2 separate regions of the Homo sapiens genome follow, and region 2 is linked to region 1. A link is a loop called in an ENCODE intact Hi-C map of the cell type or tissue named here. Cell type or tissue: PC-9. All regions are shown on one strand.

What was found. Peaks named below come from ENCODE experiments on the same cell type or tissue, not always from the same donor. Only the 100,000 strongest peaks of a DNase experiment are listed, where the experiment ranks them.
Region 2: it touches region 1 in a loop (9-fold over the local background); 2 of 110 quality-filtered maps call a loop at or near these places.

The regions. Positions count from the first base shown.
Region 1 is chr10:48,214,660-48,217,159 of GRCh38, forward strand. The region is part of intron 12 of FRMPD2 (FERM and PDZ domain containing 2); the gene reads right to left. Among named protein-coding and RNA genes, the nearest start is that of FRMPD2, 59 kb to the right of the region's middle. In PC-9, a CTCF peak has its summit at 973 (motif pointing right); a DNase peak (open chromatin) is centred at 1,002.
Region 2 is chr10:48,331,266-48,333,765 of GRCh38, forward strand. All of the region lies in intron 1 of MAPK8 (mitogen-activated protein kinase 8), which reads left to right. Among named protein-coding and RNA genes, the nearest start is that of MAPK8, 26 kb to the left of the region's middle. In PC-9, a CTCF peak has its summit at 1,458 (motif pointing left); DNase peaks (open chromatin) are centred at 386, 1,106 and 1,446; H3K4me3 peaks cover 1,320 bases; H3K27ac peaks cover 2,099 bases.

The DNA of each region.
Region 1 (2,500 bases):
AGGAATATATCCAAGAGAAAAGTCCATATGGGACTGAAAAAGCTCTGCGGTCAAGTACACTTATTTTTATGGCATTTATAAAACAGAAAAATCAGACGCAATTTAAATGATAATAATAGTAGTTATCACTTACATGGTGCTACTGGGTGAATACCCCACAATACAAGAATGAAGAAGTGAAGGAAGACTGGGAAGGCATGGCAGGCTGCCAATCCAGAGGATCACTAGGAAGGCCACCGGAGGACATGTACCATTGAGTGAGAAAGAATGCAAATTGAATGTGGTGAAGTTCACAACTGTGTAAAAACCCCCGCATGTGATCAAGGCAGGGAGAGAATGCACCCAGAGGAAAGTTATTCTGCTGTGATGATGTGATTAAGGAGATTTATTTTTATACTAAATTGTCTTTGTCTCCCTTTTTAAAATGCAAATGTAATCATGTTGCTTCCCTGTTTAAAATTCTTCAGGGGCTCCCAATCTTTCACAACAGTGGTTTCCAAATTATTTTTTTTCAGCACCAGAACCATTTATCAAACAAAACATAAGCCCCTTAGGAGGCCACACTAAGTCTTCCCAGATATAACAGGTGGCCCCCACCCAGCTTCACAGCCACCGAGGCTCAGGCAGCGGACAGGCCAGACTTCTCCTCTTGCCCATTCAGTGACACAGAGAGGGGCTCTCCTCTCTGAGGCCTCACTCAATGACCTTTGAAGTGTCCATTGCAGCACCTGGCATATAGCAAAGCAATGTGAAGTGAGCCCTGGTTGCGCTCTTTCTAGCTTACCTAACCTCACAGAGTCACAACTTTCTCAATGGCAAATGTAAATAGCACCGGCTTTTCCGGGTTGATTTAAGAATTCAATGGTGCCAAGCCCAGAGCAGGCCTCCCATAAATTAAGACTAAGTGGTTGTATAAATGAATGGGTTTGTGTAAACCTGTTGGCCTTTACATACGTGAGAAAGGAAAAAGGTCTGCCTTTGGGGGCCACATGGGGGCAGCAGAGAGCACCTCAGAAATGTCCTCAGGGCACTAGACAGGTTAAGGCTTGGCAGGATCTGGGGATGGGGAAGCAGAAGGAGAATGAGATGACACTAAGCCAGAAGCAGGGTGAGATCAGTCAGAAACTGGACGGGCACAGGAAAGCACCATAATGGAGTGTTGGTGCTGGTCCATTTTATGTGTCAACTTGACTGGGCCATGGGGTGCCCAGATATTTGGTCAAATATTCTGGGTGTGACTGTGAGGGTGTTTTTGGACATGACTGACAGTTAAATCCATAGACTGAGTAAAGCAGATGGCCCTCCCTAAAGTGAATGTACCTCATTCAATCTGTTGAAGGACTGAATTAAACAAAAAGACTGACCCTCCTGTAGAGAAGCAGCTCCTCTCTGCCTGACTCTCTTCATGCCAGTTCTTCTCTTGCCTTTGGATTCAGGCTTGGACTGGAACTGCACCATTGGCCCTCCCGGGTTTACAGCCTGCTAACTACACAGCTTGAGGCTTCTCAGCCTACATAACCACATGAGCCAATGCCTTCTAATACATCTCTAGATAGACAGACAGAAAGACATATAGATGACAGATAGATAATAGACAGATACATAGGCAGATGATAGATACATAGATGATGGATAGATAGATAGATAGATAGATAGATAGATAGATAGATGATAAATAGATGGATATCTTATCAGTTCTGTTTCTCTAGAGAACCTAGACTATTATAGGCTCATAGAGACAGGTCTGGGCCCCTGGAACCCTGGGGCAAGAGACTCTGCTGGACTGACTCCAGGTCTGAGTAAGAGACTATTACTCAAACTCCCACCTGCCTCCAGTGGATCTGGCCTGCTGTCCCCAACAACTCTAAGTGCTAGAGTTAAACTCAGGTTTGACATCCTGTATCTGAATCTACAGACTGAAGGTTAGCAGTTGTGTCATTTTATATCAGAGCACTATAATGCTGGAGGAGGTAGAAGGAAAGCTTGCAAGCAGCAGTTGTCACATGCTAGATACCACACATGAATTGCCATCTTTCACCCTTACAGCAGTTTTGCAAGAGATTGATGATTATTTTCCATTTTGCAGATGAAAAAGCCAAGGCTCAGAGAGAAAACATGCCAAGGCCATATAGCTACTGAACCAGAGGCCACAGCAAGAATGTCAACTGATTCACTGGGACACTCCTGGCTTAGAGCACCCTCCTCCCAGGACTTCCCAATGTAGCACCACCCGAAGCTGGCCTAGGCATGAAAAGGGCCCCAGGCCTGGGTACTGAGGGCAGGAAGGAGTTCAAGGGTAAGCAGTGACAGGGATTGTCAAAAGGGCAGGGAGGAGGTTAAGAGGGCCAGGCCAGCTCTGAGACACTGCCTCCCTGGGGCAGTGTCAGGGGCAGAAAGTGAAGTTCCAGTATCCATGGACCAGGGTAGTCCCAGGAGAGGGGACAGAGGGGAATTGAACTATACAGTCCCCTGACAAGCCAGCTGCTGATGTTCTGATGGA
Region 2 (2,500 bases), 120 kb after region 1:
AAATCTTACAGTCTGGGATGCTACTGTCTTGGTTACACTAATTACCAACCTCATTGGATAGGGAGGAGTCCCCTGCCAGTTTCCATTTTGACCTTCTGCTTTTTGTATAGTAGCCCATCCCAGCCATATTAACTTCGAGAAATGGGGCCAACCCATGTTTTCTTTTTAGATTTTTCTCAGAGTTAACTTTAAGGGTTCCTCAGTGCACTTTCCACTGGTCTTTTCCCCTCCCTTCCAGGGTCTCTTTTACCAATCCCTTGACTCAAGGATAGTGAGTCCACCCCTGTTCAGCTGTTTGCACAGCTATCTTAGTGGGGACCTTCCCAGCTTGGGTGGAGCTTGTCTTCTTTCCAAATCTTAATCAGCACCAAGTTGCCAGGCTGGAAGTGGTGAACCGTGAACTCAAGAGGTGGCATTTGAGTCAGAAGTCCTCTTAACCTAAGGGATGACAGGGTGGAGGATATGGCCAGTATATAATTTCTTAAGCATTGATCCATGGTTTCCATAGTAGGGAGGATCTGTAGCTCTGCCCAAATATGGGTGCCCCTATAATAACTCATAGGGGGATAATCCCAAGTATTTTCTTGGGGCTGTCATAATCCTAAGGAGTACTATTGGGAGACATTTGGTCCAGGGTATTTTAGTTTCTAGATTAGTTTGGTGATTATGCTTTTTGAGAGTTTGATTCATTCTTTCTACCTTTCCAGAGGAAGGGGGATGCCAAGGGGTATGATAATCTCATCTAATTTGTAAACCTTCCATAATTCCCCTTAACACCCTTGAGATAAAGTGGCTCCCATTGTTTGAATCAATATTTTCTACCAGGTCAAATCTAGGTACAGTCTGTTCTAATATTATTTTGACCACATTACTGGCAGTGGCTGTTGGAAGGGGAAAGGCTTCCACCCAGCTGGAAAGGTGACCTACGATCACCAGTAAATATATCAGTCTTCCTCCTTTGGGCATTTCTGTGAAATCTACTTGAATGCTTTGAAATGGTCTTAGTCTGGGAGGTCTTCCTCCTGTGGCCTGTTTTCTGATCACCTTTTTGTTTATCCTTTGACAAGTTACGCAACTTCCACATACTTGTTTAGCAGGGGTATAAATCCCTGTACACCCATACCCTGTTGCATCATGCAGAGTCGGGGATCCCCAATGACTCCTTTTGTGTAATATAGACGTTAGCTCTCTCATCAGGGGTTTACTTATTTTTCTTCCATCGGGAAGTATCCATCTCATCTTCAGTTTGAGTGACCCCTATCCTGTCTAATTCTTCTTTCTTCTCTCTGATAAACTGGGGCCTTAATACTACCTTAGGGATGTCTGGGATCAGGCTAAATAGTCTAATTTCTTCCTCCAGGGAGGCTTGCTTAGCAGCTTCAGCTGCAAACCTGTTTGCTACAGCTTCTGTGGTGTTCCCTTTCTGAAAACCATTTACATGAACTATGGCTACCTCTGCTGGAAGCAAGAGGCTTTCTAAAACCTGTTTGGCCAGTTCCAAATGTACCAATTATTTTCTCCTGCTATTTATTAGGCCCCACTCTGTCCAGATTTTTCCAAAAGTGTGTACCACTTTGGATTTTAAGTAGGCATACTTAAATTCAGTGTATATAGTGCCTTTTTGGCCTTCAAGGAGCTTTAGGGCCTGGTTAAGAGCATAATAATTCACAGGTTTGGGCTAACCAGCAATTAGGTAATCTTCCTTTCTCACATAAGGAGTGTTTATTTCCATCAATGACACCATCACTGTTATGTCCCTTGCCATCTGTCACTGGAGACAGCCCATCCACAAACAGCCTTATCTCATCATGTAGTAGAGCTTCCCTAAGGTCTGGTCTAACTTTGGTTTGGTATTCTATGATACCTAAGCAGTTATGATCTGATGTCTCTTTGTTCTCCTCTCCTTTCCCTAGAAAACTGTCTGGATTCAGGCAAGTATTTGTTGTTACGACCAAGTCATCTTTTTCTAGTAATACAGCCTCATATTTTAGAATCCGAGAATCAGTTAACCATCTTCCAGCTCTTTGATTTAATATATTCCTGACTAGGTGTGGGGTGCTTACTATTAGGGCCCCACCAAAGGTTAGCTTTCTAGTCTCCTCTACCAGCAGGTCTGTGGCAGCTATTGTTTGCACACATTTGGGCTACCCTTGAGAGACAGGATTGAGAAGCTTGGAGACAAAAGCAGCAGGTTGCCTTTTCCCACCCCATATTTGAGTGAGCACTCCAAGGGCCATGCCCTAGTCTACTGTTAGAAACAGGTGGAATGGGTTCTCTAAAGATGGGAGGGCCAGGGCTGTAATGAGGGCCTGGTTTAGCTCTTTCACTGCCTGAATTTCTTCTGAGGACCACTGCAAGTGATCAGGTTCCTCTTCTAATAACTTGACCGGCCGGATGCAACAGGGAAAGAAGAAGGGGTGGGGACACGGGGCAGAGCCAGTCCTCCTGTTTGGGGCCTGGGCCTAGGAAAGCTAACTAGGGGCAGGAAAGGGGAGCCCCA